Linked DNA regions of Homo sapiens: region 2 is linked to region 1. The links are chromatin contacts, found by Hi-C or POLR2A ChIA-PET in ENCODE. All regions are on one chromosome and are shown on one strand. Each heading gives the region's core, a stretch centred on a gene start or an enhancer-like site at or near the end of the contact. The rest is flanking DNA. Distances are from core to core; before and after follow the strand shown. Region 1 holds the start of WDR6 (WD repeat domain 6). Region 2 holds the start of PLXNB1 (plexin B1).

The links. Hi-C counts contacts between places; a loop is a spot of excess contacts on that map. ChIA-PET counts read pairs that join two places held with the same protein, here RNA polymerase II (POLR2A). Pooled maps may share reads with other maps.
Region 2: a loop to region 1 is called in a pooled map, with 3 times the contacts of the local background. The contact joins the promoter of PLXNB1 here to the promoter of WDR6 in region 1. A Hi-C loop is called at or near these places in 1 of 50 pooled maps. POLR2A ChIA-PET finds 5 or more read pairs at or near these places in 2 of 52 experiments (WTC11 and activated T-cell).

The regions. Positions count from the first base shown.
Region 1 is chr3:49,004,737-49,008,687 of GRCh38, reverse strand. It overlaps WDR6 (WD repeat domain 6), which reads right to left and starts at 1,297. Exons shown (of 6, transcript NM_018031.6): 1 at 1,157-1,297. The coding sequence starts at 1,256. P4HTM (prolyl 4-hydroxylase, transmembrane) reads right to left here. Exons shown (of 9, transcript NM_177939.3): 6 at 3,642-3,827; 7 at 2,821-2,911; 8 at 2,501-2,624; 9 at 1,535-2,001. The coding sequence ends at 1,781. RefSeq lists silencers at 623-802, 1,343-1,392 and an enhancer at 1,531-2,519.
Region 2 is chr3:48,428,107-48,432,057 of GRCh38, reverse strand. PLXNB1 (plexin B1) reads left to right here and starts at 1,972. Exons shown (of 38, transcript NM_001130082.3): 1 at 1,972-2,050. RefSeq lists an enhancer at 1,025-2,018 and silencers at 2,259-2,858, 2,939-3,018.

The DNA of each region.
Region 1 (3,951 bases), core at 48-2,547:
CTCGCTTGTCCAGCTTCCTTTCCTCCCAGACTCCATTCCTGCTCTAACTTCACAAGAATTCCCTCCTTCCCCCAAAATGACAGATTCTTCCAGCCTCAAGGCCTTTGGCATGCTTACCCTCTTGCCAGGAACTCACCCCTTTTCCTAGTTCACTCTTGTGGTTCTTTGAGTTTCTGCTTCGTTGTTCCCCCTCAAGGAGCCTTAGGAGTTTAGCTCGCGGTAGGAACTCCGCGCTCCAAGAACCCCCACACCAGATCAAAACTGGATCATCCCCACCCCATACACACACCCTCTTAGGACTGGTGGCAACTCACTCAAGGCCTGACCGCCAAGGCCCTGCCTCAGGACCCTTATACAACTCAGCAGCACCAACATGGGTCATTAGTGGCTTCATGTAATGACTGTTCGAGACCAGCCTGGACTCTGACACCTCAGGTCCCAGGCCTCGCCTGTCCTTTGCGACCCGGTTCTCCTTGGAGGGACCTCCACACCTGATTTCCTGGACCTCAACCATCTCAGGAGGGGGTCTCAGCCCCTGCTTCCCCGGGCACCGCCCCCTACTCGGAAAGGTCTTATCCGCCGTTTTCCGCGACGCCACCCTCCTCAGAGGATCTTCACCCCCACCTTAGGGGGAAGAGACTCATCCCGCCCTCGAGAGGCCACACCCTTGCCCTCTCCCGGCCCCGCCTTCCCCAAGAGGCCACACCCCCTGAGGGGCCGGGGCCGCCTCCGCCTCCTCCTCCTCCTCCTCCCTCCGCCCCCCCCAGCTCGGCCCCGTCTCCTTCGGAGAGGCCAAGCCCCCGCCCATCTCCTAGAAGGGAGCACACCCCCTCAACCCTCAGCTCCCGGGCCTCCGCCTCCGCCTCCGCGCGGCCGCGTTCCCCTGCACCCTCCCGCGGTTCCACCCGCCCTTTCCACGCGGGCTGAAGTTTATGAAGCGCCGCGGCGGCCACATCAGCTTTGTCTCTCGGGCCCCGCCCTCTTCAGGTTGGCCCTCGTCCCCGCCATCTCCGGGGCTCCCTTCCCACCTCCGATCGGCCTCAACCTGCTGCCCGTCCTTCTCCTCAGGGCACCCCTTTTGTCCCTGTGGCACCGCCCCTGGGAGGCGCTGTTTCTTTCCCCCTTTCCACCAGGCGTGCCTCAAGCCAAGCCTCACCCGCCAACAGCCGGTCCCCCACGCACTCCAGACCCGTCACTGGGAGGAGTATAAGCTCCGAGGTTGCCCGCGGCCAAACGTAGTCCTCGAGAGCGTCCATGTCGATCCTCGAGGTGCTGAGGCAGCCACGGCTAAGAAGGGAGCTGAACTCTCGCGAGAACGAGCCTTCCCAGCGCGCCGCGCTGCCCATCAACAGCGCCCTCAGCTACAGGTAGCAGAGACCAGGGCGCCCGCGGCGGTTGTCCAATGACGACCCTTCGTCCCACGCAATCCAGCTCATCATTGGCGGGGCCCGCGGAGGGGCATCCCGCCCCTCGCCCCCTCACGTGACGCTTGCGGGGCGCTCCCAGCTGCCAGCCCGCTGCACCTATCGCGGACTCTGTTTCGCCGACCCGGAGTTTGTCGGGCCCGGCGGCTCGAACCTTGTGGTTTTTTATTTGACGGGGCAGATGGAGTCAGTACACAATAAATAACATGAATATAGGAACTGCGCCGTATCGCGGCTGGCGGGGTGGGGCAAGACATTGGCCAGACCTTTAGTCTGCAGCAGGACAGAAGGACAGCCGGACCCCTGATCTTGGGCAACTGGCGACCCGCGGCTGGGAACCGGGGCTAACTCTTCCCTCAGAGTTCCACGCGCGCATCGCGGTAGGCCCGGTCCAGAGCCCACTCGGGCTGTGAGTCGGTGCCCCCTTCTCGGGCAAGGCGGGCCATCTCCTGTTGGAACAGCGCTTGCCGCGCTCGGCTGGGGTCCACATTAATCCAGTTGTTGGCAATCCACTTGGTGCCGCGCGTGACCAGGCAGCCCCCGTGCAGCGAGTAGTCGTCTACGTCACCCACCCAACCTAGAAGAGGAGGGTGACGTGAGATCCTAGGCTGGGCTGGCCAGAGCTTGGCCTCATAGGCACCAAGAGCATGACCAAGGTGGGTCCAGCTATGCATTCCTTGTGTAGCAAACACCCAGACCTAAAGCTTCCTTGGAGGCTCCTCATCTCAGCCCACTAATGTATAGTCAACACTACTGGCCCTCTGAAACCAGCTTTCTTGCTGTTGGGCCTGTCCATATCCCTTCCCATCCTGGGTTAGCAAGGGACATGTGTCCCAAGCCCCAGGGAGTAGGAAGGCTGGGGCATCAGGGAATGATAGGGATGGATATAACCCAATAAGCAGTACAGGTCCTGGGGCAGTCTGCTAAAGTCACTAAGGATGGCCTTTGGGAGGCACCAGGAGCAGAAAACTATTTGGAAAGCAGCCAGAAACAGCCCTCCATTGTGGCAGACGGGGGCTGGGTAAAGGGAAGCTGTACTCAGGGCACCCCCCCCAGGCCTGGCCATAGGCCCTCACCTTGCCCATCAGGCAGGTAGTTGTACCAGAAGACTGCTGTGCCCTGTTGGGGCTTGACACGCAGGTTTCCCTTGTCACAGTGCCTCCGTGTGTCACGGAGGTCCACGTCATCCTGAATCAGACTCTGTGGGCAGCAGGGTGGTGGGGTGTTCAACCTGTCCCCACTCTATGGCCAGGCCAGCCAAGGGTGACCAAAGGGAAACCAACCAGATATGCCCAAGGAATAATTTGGGCCCACATCCTTAGACCTGGAGAGGTGTGTACTTCACTTGTCTAAGCCCCTGCCAGCCCACAAGAGTAATAGCCCAGTTGACCCTTACCATTTCATCGTAGGTTCTGTTATCTGCTACAGGGAAAACAGTCTCGCCCCCACCAGTGACGTTGTTCAAATAAAACAGCACTGTCATGTAGCTGTAAGGCAGGGGGGGCACTGAGCAGGTCCCCAGTTGTGGATGCTCCCAGGGGCTTACCTGTGGGCAGGATAAGCTGCCCAGGTTCCTGTTGCCAGGGACCAGGACAGACTAGGATGGGAGACAATAGGGCAGGCCAGTGCCAAAATGTCCCTAGCCCCTCCTTCCCCGAAACCCAGTCTCTTACTGTGAGTTGCAATGGTTTTTTGGCCAAGATCACAGGTGCACTTAGTTAAATGCCATGGCCCTGAGCAAGGGCCTGGCAGGGAAAGGTAGGCTAGCAGAAGCAACAGGGCGCGCTGAAGGGCTCCTTGGGGATGGGAAGGGGCTGGGCCAGAACAGCCACCTGAAGAGGAAAGAACTGGCTTGACAGGGGAGGGAGGCACAGCTTCAGCTTCTCTAAGTGGAATCAAGATCAACACCTGGAGGAATGGGCAGGACAAGCTAGGGGCCCAGCCTTGCCCCTTGCTTCAGAACTCAGGGGGCAAGTTTTGGTGTCTGTGGGTACATCAGTCTGTGTTGACTCCAGTGGTCACGATGACCAGTAGCCACCCCTTTCCAGCCATTGGGTAAACAACTTGTGGGGAGAGGTGAGGGCATCACTAACCGGGATAACCCAGTGATCTCCTGGCCCCATGCCAAGGGGCACGCCCACAGTGCAGGGCTGTGCCTGTGTCATGGGTGTTCCTGGTCTGAGGATTGAAGGCAGCCCCCAGTTGGGAGATACTTGCCGGCAGGAGGTCTCGAAGGGTACAGACTCGTTGGCTACCAGCTTGGTATGGGAGCAGATGGTCTCTGGGTACACAGGCCCACTGTCCACGTGGGCATGGTAGTGGCCCCCCTCACCATATCGAACAACCTGCAGCGGCTCGCTGAGCTCCACGATCTCAGGCGACAGGCGAGTGAGGCGCAGCACCCTGGTGGGCAGCAGGCATTTGGCTGGGCAGCCCCAGGCAAGGTGGTGATCTGAAGGAGCTGGCCAAGGTGGACCCTAGGCCTGCCACAAGCTTTGCCCCTACCCACCTCCCCTGGAAGTCCCTT
Region 2 (3,951 bases), core at 723-3,222, 580 kb after region 1:
CTGAACTGTTATGGATGCACTCCTGAGGCCTAGATTTTCATTTTGGATTTCCTCCAGTTACCTGACTGTCCGGTGTCAGATGGCCTGGGAGTTCCAGTGAGTGGAACCTAGCCTGCTGCCTACTCATTTCGTGACCATGGTTGCTTCCCATCTCCTGGATCACTTTCTCTACCATGTGGGGGAGAACTTCCTGGTTCTAGTACTGGAGGAGTGATCAGAGGAGAGCAGGGAAGGGAGATTGGGAGAATGGTTGATAAATGTTGCTGGGGACATAAGTATAGGGATTGGTGGCCAGTCTGGATCCCTGGTACAGAGATTGCTTTGGGCAGCAGTGGTGTGCCACGGGGGCTGGGTGCACACCCCCACACAGCCCGGGGATATCTTCCACAGGCATAGGCAGAGCTCAGGACACCGGGAGTGTGCATGGAGAGGCAGTGATAGGGAGGGGGGGGTCTCCCACAGGTGGGAGGTGCAGTGGGGCATATGTATGATCTCTTTTCAGAGGGGAACAGTGACCCTTGACCTTGACTAAATGGCCATGGGTGGCCTTGTGTGCCCTGAGTAAACAGGAGCTTTGGGCTGGTATTCAGTCCTGGTGTTGGAGTATTGGAAGTCAGGCACATTCCAGAGAACCCACTCCCCTTTGAGAGCGCAGGGTAGCTATATGCAGGGGGGCCGCAGGTGGGGACTCGTTCACTGGTGCCTGTGCAGAGCTCTCAGAGCCTGTGGAGTCAGGAGTGTTTCCCATAAGGCATACTTTCTTCTTGGAGCCTGTGTTCAGTCTTGGGCAGTGAGCATGGCCCAAATGCCCCCCACCCCAGGTTCTCAGCACCTGGTCCCTCAGTCAATCTATCCTTGGCGAGTAATGGCTCCCCAGAATGGCATGGGATGGAAAGACCCCTGTGCTTAGAGTGTTCACATTCCTTGTAGGGCAGGAGGTAGCGTATCTGTGTACAGATGAAAGGGGTTGTGGGGTTTGGAAGTCCCAGTTTCCTCTGGGGTGAGATAGGTCCTGAAGTGTGTGCTTGGATGAATGGATTTGGGGAGGGAGGGATTCTGTGCATGTGGAGGGGGCTGCTACAAGCTACATAGGCAGGAAAGCCAAAGTGGGTGAGGGACTGGGGCAGACTGTCCTGGCTGGGGTGGTGATGGGTGTGGGGGAGTTGTGCAGAATGATGTCACAGGCCCGGGGTGCCAGGTTGGCAGTCTGAGGTCAGAGGCTAAGGGTGAGGGATCCAGGGAGGGATTGCTATGCTGGTGCAGACAAGGTGCTAAGCACCTGGACTCAGGTGCTGGAAGTGGGAGTGGAGGAAAAGGGGTGACCTGACAGGAGACCCTTGATAGCTGGTGGGAGGTGGGAAGAGGGTGTCTCTAGCTCTAGGGCAGTAGCCAGTGTGGATGACCTGAACCTCCTGATTGAGGCTCCCCTAGCCTGTGGAGGCCTTGGAGGCTTTCAGATGATGCCTGTGACGTTTTTGCCTCCCAGGAAGCTGTGCCAATGGCTTTGAGCCAAAGTCCTCCAAAAGTCCTAATAGGATGGGCCAGGTTCTGGTCCTGAGTTAGCCGTGGGCATGCCAGGGTGTGAAGGGCCCTGCACAGGGTACAAATGGTCCCCAGGAGAGAACCTTTCTGCCAGCGTTTCCTCCCGCAGAAGGCCCAGGTGTTTGCCAGTGAGGGAGCCCAGACTTGCCCAACGCTTCTCAGCTTGGGGTGGGTCCAGGTCTGGGTCCTGGGCTGGGAAGAAAGGAAGGAAGTGAGCCCTTGCTTGTGCGCCTCTGCAGCCCAGGTTCCCTGCCTTCACAGCCCCGCTAGAGGTGGGATCACCCCCACTTACTGGTGAGCAAATAGGCTGGGGGGGGTTGGTGTCAGGTTACATGGTTTAGTTGATGGCGCAAGCCCAGGTCCAAAGCCCATGCTCTTCTCAAACAGCCAGAGGTGGGGGCCGGAAGGAGGGATTGGCTGTTGGGGAGTAGTGGGAGCAGGGGCGGTGAGCAGGGGCGGTGGGCAGGGCCAGGTGCGCAGGGGAGAAACAAGGCGCCTTGGAGTTCAGGTAAAGAAAGTTGGGGAGGATGACCACCGGAGCCGGGTAAGGAAGGGAAAGGGAGCTCCGGGCGCGGGGCGAGGCCGGGCGCTGGCAGAAGAACGGGTCGGGCTGGTGAGGGACTCGGGTGCTACCCGGCTCTGGACGGGCGGGAAGAGGCCGGGACGCTGTTCCACCAGCACCTGCGGGTGCGGAGCGCGACCCCCCGCCTCGGCTCCTGGCAACCAGGAAAGTTCCCAGTTCCGGTTCCAAGGAGGCGAGCAGGTGAGGCCGACGGGGCGGGGCGGCTCTGGCTCCCGGGGTTCACTCCTCACCCCTCCGGGCGACCCGCGTTGCCATGGCGACCGCCGCGGTGCAGCCCGCCCCCGCCCTCCCCCGTGCGGGAGGGGTCGGGTCCCCAGCCCTCGGCCGATGCGGAGCCCGCGGGGCTGGAATGCGGGGTCCCGGGCGGTTCGGGGCCGCGCGCCCGGCTCTCCGGGCTGCTTCCGGCCTGGCCCGGGCGGCGGGCGGGGGGAGGGCAGCCCGGCAGGCGAGGGGGAAGGAGCGGAGACGAGCCCGGCCGACGCGGCTTTGTCTCCTTTGTTCCCGGCGGTGGCAGCGCCGCGCGGGAGGGGCGGGCAGCGGGCGCAGTTTTCCGCCCCTCGGTCTCCGGGTAACAGCTGCGGCTCCGCCAGACCCGGGGAGAGGCCGCTGCGCGCGGAGCCCGAGCCCGGAGCGGCCGACGCCCGCCTCGGCGCGCACATCCCGCGGGGCCCGGCCGGGTGGTGAGTGCGGGGCTCGGGGCCAGGGCGGCGAGGAACGGGGCTCCCGAGGTGGAACGGGCCGGGGCCCCGATCCCGCCGGGCAGGGGCGGCCTGGGTGAGTGGTGGGCGGCTTTGGTTTTGAGAGTTGGGACCACACTTCTCCGCGCGAAGGGAAACTCTGGCGACTCCGCCTGGAACGCGATTGGGAGACTGAGGAGGTGGAGCTGCTCCTCCGCGCCCCCTCCTCGCCGTCGCCGCCGGGGACCGGCCGGCCCCTTCCCCGCCCTCCCAGGGCCAGTGATGGGGTCCTCGCCTCGGGGTCTGGGGGTTGGGGAGGGTCAAGGACGAGCCGAGTGGGGAGGTCGGGGCTTCCCCTCAGTAGTAACAGCCCTTTCTGGCTGCTCCCGGTGGGACTGACAAAGGCGGACCTCGAGCCTCCTGACCCCCGGGCGGGTGGGGGGGACCCTCCTCTCCACACACAGACATATTAAGTGGGTGATCGATGAGCGCCTTGGGTCATCGCAGGTGCCTGGTAAATGGTGGATCTCCCCACCCCTCCTCAACACACAGAAAACAGGGCGGGCAGCGGGCACCACTGCACTGTCAATGAATAACTCACCTCTGTAGTGAACCCTGGGAGCTGAGCAGGAGGGTGAAACGGGAAGGCCGGTTTCCCACTAACTGGCAGGCAAGGCAAATGTGGGCTGTCCTATGGCCCCTCTGCAGGTGCGGAATGGCGGGGTTTGTGAGCCCCTTTTGTTGTCGAGGACAGCTCCACGGGGGTCCGGGAGGTGCTTGCTCTACAGACAGAAGTTGGGCAGTCTTGCGCCCCCTGAAAAGGTTCAGAGTAGGGTGGCCCCAGAAGAGACTCCAGGGCATGTGTGGGGGAGCACTGGGCACAGGCAGAGTTAGGCTTTGGCTGTGAGTCTGAGCAGGGCCTCAGATATTGGGAATGGGCAGGAGATCCTGGCTGTGTAAGTTGGGGATGTGAGGTCTGGTTCTAGATCAGCCTTTTCAGTCTGCCCTGGCCTGGTCATTAATAAAAGTGGGGCCAATGTGTTCCCTTTGAGAGACCAAGTGGCTTGGAGGGATTGTGGGCCCCCTATCTCCCCTACTTGTTGGGTTTTCTTGGGTGTGAAATGGGGGTTCGTTCACCATACAGGGAGC